Linked DNA regions of Homo sapiens: region 1 is linked to region 2. Evidence: chromatin contacts called from ENCODE Hi-C or POLR2A ChIA-PET data. All regions are on one chromosome and are shown on one strand. The core of a region is the stretch at or near the end of the contact, and the rest is flanking DNA. Distances in the headings are between cores, read along the strand shown.

What was found. Hi-C counts contacts between places; a loop is a spot of excess contacts on that map. ChIA-PET counts read pairs that join two places held with the same protein, here RNA polymerase II (POLR2A). Pooled maps may share reads with other maps.
Region 1: a loop to region 2 is called in a pooled map, with 2.7 times the contacts of the local background. The contact joins two enhancer-like sites. A Hi-C loop is called at or near these places in 2 of 168 maps with a recorded cell type or tissue (PC-3 and dorsolateral prefrontal cortex) and 7 of 50 pooled maps. POLR2A ChIA-PET finds 5 or more read pairs at or near these places in 1 of 52 experiments (HCT116).

The regions. Positions count from the first base shown.
Region 1 is chr5:115,568,619-115,573,931 of GRCh38, reverse strand. No RefSeq gene overlaps it. Among named protein-coding and RNA genes, the nearest start is that of FEM1C, 26 kb to the right of the region's middle. Within about 2 kb of position 2,296, at least 3 of the 41 ENCODE cell types and tissues checked have a DNase peak (open chromatin) inside an H3K27ac peak, as active enhancers do.
Region 2 is chr5:115,413,163-115,418,479 of GRCh38, reverse strand. No RefSeq gene overlaps it. Among named protein-coding and RNA genes, the nearest start is that of CCDC112, 120 kb to the right of the region's middle. RefSeq lists an enhancer at 3,144-3,293. Within about 2 kb of position 3,983, at least 9 of the 41 ENCODE cell types and tissues checked have a DNase peak (open chromatin) inside an H3K27ac peak, as active enhancers do.

The DNA.
Region 1 (5,313 bases), core at 1,047-3,546, 160 kb before region 2:
TTCTACCTCTGGATTTGTATCCCAAAGAAACTCTCTCACAGGTACCCAAAGAAGCACGAGTGAGAAGGATGCCTATGCAGCATTCTTTGTAATAGGTAAATAATGGGAAACAATCTAAATGTCCATCAGTAGGAGGATGCAGGAATACATTATGGCAGGTTCATGAAATCAATACTATAGGGCATTAAAAATAACTAGGAAACCTACATATGTGAATATGGGTAAATTTCTAAAATGTAATATGTGGGAGAAGTAAATTATAGAATAATATGGATAATTTGATAACATTTATATAAAGTTTTAAAACGTACAAGACAGCTCTGTATTTTTAATGGGTACTTACATTGGTGATGGTATATTATTTTCCATGCTCTCCTGTATGTTTGAAAAAGTTCATAATTATTTTTTAAATTAGCATTCACTTGTAGTCATGTTAAGTGCTGTAGATGTTTCCTACACGTGCAATGATTTGAGGAACTAAAAAAAGATGAAGACTGTCAATGGGTAGAGAAATATATGCTTGTAATAATACGTTTCATTTTTTATCACCTACTGTGTTTGGCACTTAACTTACATTATCTCCAGTGTTCCCCAGATTCCTACAAGGTTAGTCATACAGTGTCCAATACTGGGCCAAGAAACAGATGCTGGAAATGTAATATACCCAAGATCACAGGCTGGTAGAGGATGGAGTCATTGAAATATTCAGTGGTCTGGCTCCAAAGCCTTGTGGGTCTTAGGCTTCATAATTGTGCTTCTCAATGTACCTGTCTGCTTTTCTCATGGTGGAGAAATTAGGAGAGGCCAGTAGTACAAAGAGAAAACCATAACAAGTTCATGGTGAGGTTGCCATAATTCTAGTCTTCTTTGCCTAGTATGCACAACTCATGACAGAGAGTCTCAGGAACTATGCGTCCTAATTCCACTGTGCTGCTGTGGAGCTAACTTTTCTAATCTTCACTTTCCTCCAGAAGACTCAAAGTATTGCAGTAGCTGATTTCTAACATTTTCTAGCTGTGTGATTTTTTTCTGAGCTCTAAAAACTAAGGTCTCTGCCCATTCTAAAATGCTTCCCTTCTTTTGTTGTACTTTCTTCACTTCAGCTTTTGAACAAGCATCACTAAGCACTATTTTGTCACAAACTCCATGACCTTTGGAAATGGAAATGATGCTCTCTTAGTAAGCCCTGTCTGTGTCTAGGGAGAGAGGAGGATGTCAGTGTCTTTTAGCTCTGAACAAGAAGTCCACTATGTCTGGCATGATAATTTAAAGGGTCGCCAAATACTCTTGTTTTGTTTTGCTTTATGTAGTTTATTTGCTCATACTAGATGACACATATGTTAAATGAAACACTGCTTTGATTTAGAGGGAGGAGGAAAAATGGGGTACATAATAAGTGGGACTAGTGTTTATTTCAGGAAAAATGTGTTGCTTAGCTCCTGTATGCATATAATCATGTGCATCTTTTCTGTGTTTCAGAACAAAGATGTTGTTCAGCAATATAGGAAACATTAACAAAGGGAAACGAATGCAGACATTTACATACACTGTGATTTGTGAGTTTCAGGGTGGGATAGATCTAGCAAAAATTATGTTTAATGCTTAGATTTTATGTAAAACTACTGTGATATTGAATGCCGTATGTTTTGATTAGAGTACAGCCTGTGCAGCCCCATTATTTGGGTTCAATTTTAGTTGTACATTTATTTGTTGGGTAACTTTGGTCAAATTTAGTTAACCTTTCTATACTTTCAATTTGTAAAGTAGAAATCATAGGAATGACTACCTCAGAGGTGTTCTGGAAAGTAAGTGATTTAATAGAGATACAGTACTTAGGACAGGGGGAGTAAGGCATTCTTAGAAGTCGCTTTCATCCTGACCTTGCCTATTATTCAAGGCTGACTGCTAAGAGACTAGTTAAGCAATTAGATCCAGATCTTGATAGTTGCCCTATTTTTCCCCTTCAAGGCCATATGTGTTACTTTCCTCTAATACATTTGCCTAAAGCCAAAGAACAATCCATCTACCACTTAAGAATACATTTATTGCTTTTAACTTAAAAAAAAATTAAAGAAAAGATCTCTGTAAGGATGAGCTCCATCTTATGGTAGGCTTCATCTATACTGCCTCCTTCTTGTCGTAGTGGCTGCTGCAGTCAGGCATCCAGTCACTGGTGCACAGCTGAGAGAAAACTCAGGGCTGGTGTTCTGAAGCGGGTGACATAAGGATCTCTAATCACTGACCCAGCGACTCCAATACTGTCTTTGTTTCCCTGAGTTTTATATTTGCCCAGAACTGGAAAGCTCCCAGCCATTCATTCACTGGTCAGTTCTGTGTGTGTGCTATAGTAGCTACTCTGTTGCCAGCAACAAGAAGAAGGAGGTGAGGAGAGCTCTAGGCCTGATTTTCACCGCCAAAGAAATTCTGGCACTGGTTAGTGCTCTGCTGCGTGGTTGGCATGGAGACTAGAGAATTCAGGCTACCTAACAATTGAGGACTTAGGGGAACAATAGGTCCTGGTTATTTTCTTAGCCTTTTGCTGAGATATTTCCTTTATTCTTCTTTGGACTGCCCCATTAGGACCCAAGCTATTTCTTGTGGTTGTAAGGGCCTACTCAACTTAAAACATTTAATTCAGTTCTATTTAATTTTTAAAAATAGTTAATATATTCAAATGCCTCGAAATTCAAAGAGTACAATGCAGCAACCTTGTTTCCATTCTCAAAGCCATTTACTATTACAAGCTTCTTATGAGTTCTGCCAAGATGCCTTATGCATATACAATCAATAACATATGTACATATATACAAATCTACCCATCCCCATCTATCTCAGAGGTCATCCGATACCAATGCATGAAGAGCTTCTTCATTTTGTTCTTACTGACTGCCTAGTACTCAGTTGTTTCAATGTATCATAACTTATTTTAACCAGTACCCATTGATGGATGGCCCTTTATATTGTTTCCAGTCTCTCGATACTACAGCGCCCCTGTAACAAGCAACCATGTATGTGTGAAATTTTGCACATGTATAAATGAATATATCAGTAAGATAAAAGCCTAGAAGTGAACTTGCTGGGTTAAGAGCATGTGGATATGAAATTTCTACAGATACTCCACAAAAGTTGCATCAGTTTACATTCCCAGCAGCATTATGTGAAAGTGCCTGTTTTCCCAGAGCCTTAGAAGAGTGTGTCACCAAACTTTCCCAATCTAAAGGTAAAAAACAGTGTCTCACCAAAGTTTTAATTGGTGTTTTTTAAGATGTGAAGTTGAACATCTTTTCATATGTTCAAGAGCTGTTGGTATTCCCTTTTGTGTGAAATATCTGTATATGCCCTTTGCCCAAGTTTCTATTGGATTATTAGTCTTTATATAACTATTATATGAATAGGAGCTCCTAAGAATAGGATCTCTTTATATGTTGGGTAAATTAGCCCCCGTCTGTGTTTTGCAAATATTTTTCACAGTGCGGGTTTAGATTTGCTTATGGTAATTTTTTTACCCGTGGAGATATTTTGTATTTGTAAGTAGCAGAATTTATCAGTTTTTCTTTTATCTGAGTTTTTTCCTAAGCTTTATAATATGCTTTAGTATCTGAGAAAGCTTGTTTACCCTTATTGTTCTTCATTTTCAAAATTTTCTACTTCTGTGCTTGCTTGTTTACTATTGCATATGACTGAAATATAAATTTTATATATTAATATAAATATGCTTATATTGCTATAAAAATCCTTTTATTAGGGCTGCATTCCATTTACAGCTTAGCTTGGAGATTTGATATATTTATGTTGCTGTGTCTTTCCATCTAGGGACATCTTATGCCAAAGGGCAACACAGATGTGCCATCTCTGGGTGCTTTTAACAAAAATGCCAAGCTTTTGTATATGTTATGTGTGCCAAGTGTTTAAAGCAGGCCTTGCACTAGTGCACCAACAGTTTTTACTTTATGACTTGAGCAAAACATTTTGACATTGTATTATGGCTATGTCTCTAAAGTTAATAGTAAACATTTTTAATTTAAAAATATTAAGAACCTTAAAAATATATATTTTAATAATTCCCTTCCAAAGCCAGAAAATTAGAGATATGAAGAAAGCATTGTATACATGTGCTTATATTATTTTTAGCATAATAACAAAAATTAGAAATGATGTAAATGCCCACAGGTGAAGATTTGGTTAAATTACAGTAATCCTTATCTTGAAATGCATTTCAGTGATTCAACTTTTTAAAATAAATATTTATTGACATAAAAATTCCAGCTATAATGTTAAGTAATAGTACAAGAAACCAAAAATATATTTAGTATGGCTTGAATTCATTTTAAAAAGTTGAATGTATATATTACCTATGCTTTGAAAAAAGACAAGAAGGCAGTAAACTAAAATGTTAGTATTAGCCATCTACAAGGGTTGGATTGTGGACAATTTTTTTTTCCTTCCGTTTTGTTGTACTTTCCAACTTTTCTACAAGTAACAGTAATTTTATATCTAAATAATGAAATTCTAAAAAATTAGCTGCATAACAAGGTTGGGTTTGAATGACATTTATAAGAGGTATATTGGTAGTTTAAAAACACAATATTTTCCCAAATCAGAGCAGCCTACAAATGCTGGATGTTTTCTTCATTTTATTTATGATACAGCCACTCTTCCTAAAGAAACTCTTATTGAAATTATAGATTCATTAATGAATGACTGATATGTAAAAATATAACTTTAAAAATAGTGGCTTGTAGAATTATTTTAAAGAAGCAAAATAGTAAAATTAAGTGTGCATAGTTGGAAAGAAATTATTGGACAGTTTTATTATTTGCCAGTAGCATGACTATACACCTGTTGTGAAACAAAACAAAGTAACAAAAAAGAGAAATCATCCATTGTAATTTTACTGTCAAAGAAAGCTTTAACCACCTATAAATTAGCAAAAAGAAAAGTTAATTCTATGATTGTGATATGGATGATAAGCAGATGAGGACATCAATATGTCTGCCCTGTTTTGACTGCCACTGAAATATCTATTTCAGCTAGAACAGTATCTGCTTCCCACAGTGTATTTATTTGCTCTCAGGGTGAGTATTATAAGCCAGCTGCTATTAATCCTGTGCTGAGGAGTTATGTTTCCTACCCTCAGACACAAGGAAACTCGAGAATTTGAAATCAAATTTAAGAAATGCACATTTCTTTTAAGTTTGGTTTTATTTGAAAGGTTTCTAGAAAGCATTTTCCTCTTATTCCAAGAAGTATTTTATTGCTGAATTTTAAAATGTTATTCCTGAACTTTTAAAGTATTTCAGTTTTTAATACCCA
Region 2 (5,317 bases), core at 2,734-5,233:
ATGCCCAACTCAAACTGGCTCAAAGAAAAATCAGAATTTATTGATCCTTGTAACTGGAAAGTTCAGTGGGTGGTTTCAGGCACAATTTCATCCAGGTCTTTAGACAGTGAGTGCATGAAGGACACAATCATTGTCTCTTTCCCGCTCACTCCTGCTTTCCTCTGTGTTAGTTTCATTCACAGGCAGGTATTCCCTACAAGTGGTAAAGATGATCACCAAGAGTTCCATCTATAAGCTTAGCAACCCCAGAGTAAGGCACCAACAATCTCAGGGCTGATTTTCATGGCCCAGCTTGGGGCACTTTCCCAGCTCTGAACCAATCACTGCCCCTTTGATTTTCCAAGCCCAGATCCAATACCCAAGCCTGGAGCCAGAGTCACTTCAGATGAGTGGGGGAGAAGGGGAGGAGTTTAAGGGTAAATTAGTATGTGGTTATCAGGGTCAGGGAGATGGTTGGCAGAAAATCAAATGTCCACCACACCAGGGTAGACTTCTAGGCTTCAATTATTTTCAAGCAATAAATGAAAAGAAAAAGAGGAACTATCAATATACTACACAGTATATGATTGATTCTTCTCTGAAATGTTGGAGATTAGAGGCTCCCAGACCACAGCCCAAGGCTTTGGGACTTACTCCAGAGTCTTCGAGTTTCTTGGGGTTATCCGAAGTATTTGGGTTAAAAACAGATGGGGACTGGAGCACATGTATATGCTCTTGGGGTTTTCTCCAAAACCATATATATGTGTTCCAGTCCCAGGCATGGATGAATTCCTGGTCTAGGAATTCCCCTAGGAGGTAGAGTAATTCATAAGTTTTCCCAAAGGCTTTATAATTCCCCCTCCAAACCTAAAAGAATCAGTCTAATTTATTTTTTGTCCCATTATTTCCTATGTTTTTACTAATGAATACACTGATGCTTGCAGAGCAGCCAATAAACGGAGAACTGGACCCACACTCAGGTGTTCTGCCCCATGTCAGATAGGGTGACTCTGTACCCTGCTGTGGGTGGGTAGAAAAAGCAGCAAAGAACACTGGTTCTACCTTCCAGAAATAGAATGTTTGAAAAGAAATCTTTGTGAAGTTGAGAAATGCTATCTTTTATACTACACAGATGAAGAGTGGAGTCTACAGAGGCTTTGAAAATGAAGTGGAAAATGCTGGATCAGAATGCAAATGATGTGAGCAGACCAAGCAGGCACAGAGAATGTGCAGCATTGCCAGTCCTTCCCGCTTTTCTGAAAATGAGAACTGTGTGAAGACAATAAGCTCATTTCAGAAACTGCCAATTGCCAATTCTTTTTCTTACTGGGGAGAGAATATTCTGGAACTCTTCCTACAGGAAAGGTCATCAGACACAGACCTATTTCGAAACAAACATTCGTAAGGAAGAGAGGCATAGTTTGGAAATGTGAAGAAAAAGAGAAGAGGCATCCTGGCAACAAGAAAAGCTCAGGTCATGGCCCATCTTCATCAATTTTCTCAAAAACTGAGATGTAATTGGTGGAGAAGGAGCCAGTCTTAGTCCCTGTTGGAGTATGATGCCACCTCTACCTATGCATTCTGGGACATTTTCATGGGGCAGCTGATGACTGCTGATTCATTTGACTTAGAAAGTTTCAGAAATTTCAAACCAGATAAATCCTCTGCTCCTTCTGAGTTCAAGAACATGATCCAAAGAGGAAACAAATCTGGAAACATCCAACAATGATAGCAGACTTTCAGTCAGTTTATCTACCACACCCACTCCTCACCTACAACTTCTAACAATGGCAGTTCTGTGTACCATGTGATTGAACCGGGAATGGGCCCTAACCAAGCCAGAGACCAAATAAATTACTCTCCAGGAATTCTGAGCTTAGAGACATATAGAACTTGCCAATTTGGTTGAGGACCATAAAGAAACAGATGTGTGGACTGTGTATGATGAGGTACCAGTCACCACAAACCAGCCACCCACAGGACATAACTGATACACGACATGTTTTGTTTGGCCTGTGAGGTTTGAAATTTAAATGATTGCCAACACTTAAAAACTAAAGTATTTCACATTTAAAACTAGGTGGGCCTTCCAGAGCAAACTGCATGGAAATTGTGGTTATCTTAAGAATGAACATGCTGAACCAGAGAGGCCAGACTTGAGGTGCATTTGAGACTTTTCAGACTTTTAGAACATACATTTCAAGATCACACACATGCTCGCATAAGTGTCCATACAGAGGACCAAGGGGCCTGCCCCAGACTCACCTGCTGCTCAGAATAGATGAGCAACTTTCAGCAAACTCACAGGAGACTCAGTGAACAGAGAATTTTGTTTTATTTCAGTGGCCAGATTCCCCACCTCTCTCTACAGCTCCCCAGGCCCAGAGGCTGAGTGGTATAAGCAAGTTTCCTTTTTAGACCCCACTATTTCACATGTGTGAGCCCTATAGGCAGTGGGGTCAGTGAACCCTGCCTAAAGTGAAGGATGTAGAGGGCTTCTGAGGGGTCCCAGTTCTAGCCCCTACTAAGGTCTAGCTCTTTAGCAATTCTAAGTTTCCCCAAAGACTTTTTTATACCTACAGTAAGCTTTCTCCCTTCTCTCTGCTGTCCCCACACAATAGACAATTTACGTAAGCTAATTTGAGTGGATTTCACACCTTGCTGCTAAAGGGGCTCTCACAAAAACAACCTCTGAGAATTAACCTAGTAAAGAAAAGATCCAGTGGAGAAAAGAACTGGACTGTGTTCCACGATATCACCTGGAGCCACTGGCCCCTTTAATGAGGCCGTCTTTGGCAGCCTCAGAACCCCTGTTGATGGGGAGTCTTTCAGGCTTCTTCCCACCCACAGCATCTGGGCATAGCTAACTATATCATAGAAGGCATCAAGCTATAAATGACGACTTTTTTTTTTTTTGCCCCACATTCTTGTTTAAGTTGTCAACTTGTATGTTTGGGAGATATTTTCAAATGTTTGCTTGTTTGTTGCAAAACCTCGGTAACCTCACTCATTGGATCTGTTCAGAGATGCCAGAGGAGGAAAGGGTTCTCACCTAAGACACTCAGAGGCCTGAGTGTTTTTGGGCCCTTGCCCAAGGGAGTGGGTGTGCAGCATGTTATACAGCCTTCATGCAGTTCTTTGCTCTTTTCTGTGAGTCAGAGTCATGTGCTGTTTAAAATAGGTGGTGACAGTGGGCAGGGCACTCCAAACACAATAGCAATTCATTGAGTGCATTGGGAGGGAGAGTGTGACCTTTCATCCAAAGCCTCAGCGAGGCTCCATTTGACTGTTGTAAGATCAGAATGAGCATGCAGACCCACTGAGTTGACTGGCAAAGCTTTACTATGGATAACCACAGATGCAACCGCATGCTGTGTCTTTAGGAAAATGGGAGCAAGTGGATTGTGTCAGATGTCCAAATGGTAAGTAAGCAGTCATGTACTTGTGGCTCAGCTTCCCTGAGGAAACTGTACTAAGTATGTACTTACCTAAGAATGCACAAGCTCACTAATGCAGCTCAAGTGGGGCATGAGCTGAGGCCCCTGAGTGAGGCGTGCTTGGGATTTTTACCCTTTTAGAAGTGTTCAGAGATGAGACACCCTCTCCTCCTGCACACACCCCCCCCACACACACACACATGCACACCCCCACACACACGCACATGTAAACATGTTCTCATGAGCATTTACCCAATAGTTCATGCTGATTGTGGGTCTAATGACTAAATTTCAAATCTACCTCTGGCCCATAACACTTAGCTAGCTGTACAGCTTTAGGTAATGGAAGAAATAATCACATGACTTCCCTAAAACACATGTATGAATGTGCTTGTGACATGATAGCCATGTGGTGATGAGCAAAGCCCGGGCAATCTGCAGCTGTGATCCATCAGAGCACAGGAATGGACACTCTTTCCAGGAAGCCACAGCAGCAGCCCCAGGAGGAGAAGTAGTTGTAAGTGTTACAAATTACCCGCACAAGGAAACTCAGCAGTTTCCAAGAATTACATGTGGCAAGCACCTGTTGTGCCAGAGAATTAGAGATCACTTTATGAGTGGGAGTGGGAAGGTTTGCTGGACTAAAAAAACTACTGTCACCCAGCCTTGCCTTAGGCAGATGTGGCAGAAGGTTGTATCATCTCCCTTTCACTACCATTTTCTTGCCCTCCCTCCTGCTTCCTACCCCCATCGCCTTACCACTGTCCACACTATAGGTAATCATCATGCTCTCTGCCCTCTAATATCCCTCGTTTTTATCCTAGAATGACGACCAGTCACTGTGTTAAGTCTTCCGCGATGATTCTAAGCCTCAGTGTTAACTGTGAGATAGAAGACTGTGTTCCCCTTTCCAAGACTACCATCAGGAGAGGAAGGGTCTGTGGGCAATAGGAGGGCTTTATTAATTCCTTAATAAAGGATGGTCCACAGACCGTGGTTTAAAGCAAGCTCTGCTTAGGGGAAAAAAAAAAAAAAAATAGCTCACAGCAGATCCAACAGGAGTCCCGGAGCATAAAGCTATTCAAATGGAAAGACAGTGTCCCTGAAAGAAACTCAAATTGTTCTCATGTGTGGCTGCTCTTTGTTGCTGTTGGGTTTTTCATTTGTTTTATTTTGAGAACTTGACATTTTCCCCTTTCTGGTGCACACAAATGCAGAAGCAGCATTGGCTGGCACTTGGCATCTCATTGAGACTCAGCAGTCACTACCACTTTCTGATATGACTTCAGCTCCTGAGGGGCCCTGCCCACTGGAATTTTTTATTTTCTATTTTTTATTTTTTATTATACTTTAAGTTTTAGTGTACATGTGCACACTGTGCAGGTTAGTTACACATGTATACATGTGCCATGCTGGTGCGCTGCACCCACTAACTCGTCATCTAGCATTAGGTATATCTCCCAATGCTATCCCTCCCCCCTCCCCCAACCCCACCACAGTCCCCAGAGTGTGATATTCCCCTTCCTGTGCCCATGTGATCTCATTGTTCAATACCCACCTATGAGTGAGAATATGCGGTGTTTGGTTTTTTGTTCTTGCGATAGTTTACTGAGAATGATGATTTCCAATTTCATCCATGTCCCTACAAAGGACATGAACCCATCATTTTTTATGGCTGCATAGTATTCCATGGTGTATATGTGCCACATTTTCTTAATCCAGTCTATCATTGTTGGACATTTGGGTTGGTTCCAAGTCTTTGCTATTGTGAATAATGCCGCAATAAACGTACGTGTGCATGTGTCTTTACAGCAGCATGATTTATAGTCATTTGGGTATATACCCAGTAATGGGATGGCTGGGTCAAATGATATTTCTAGTTCTAGATCCCTGAGGAATCG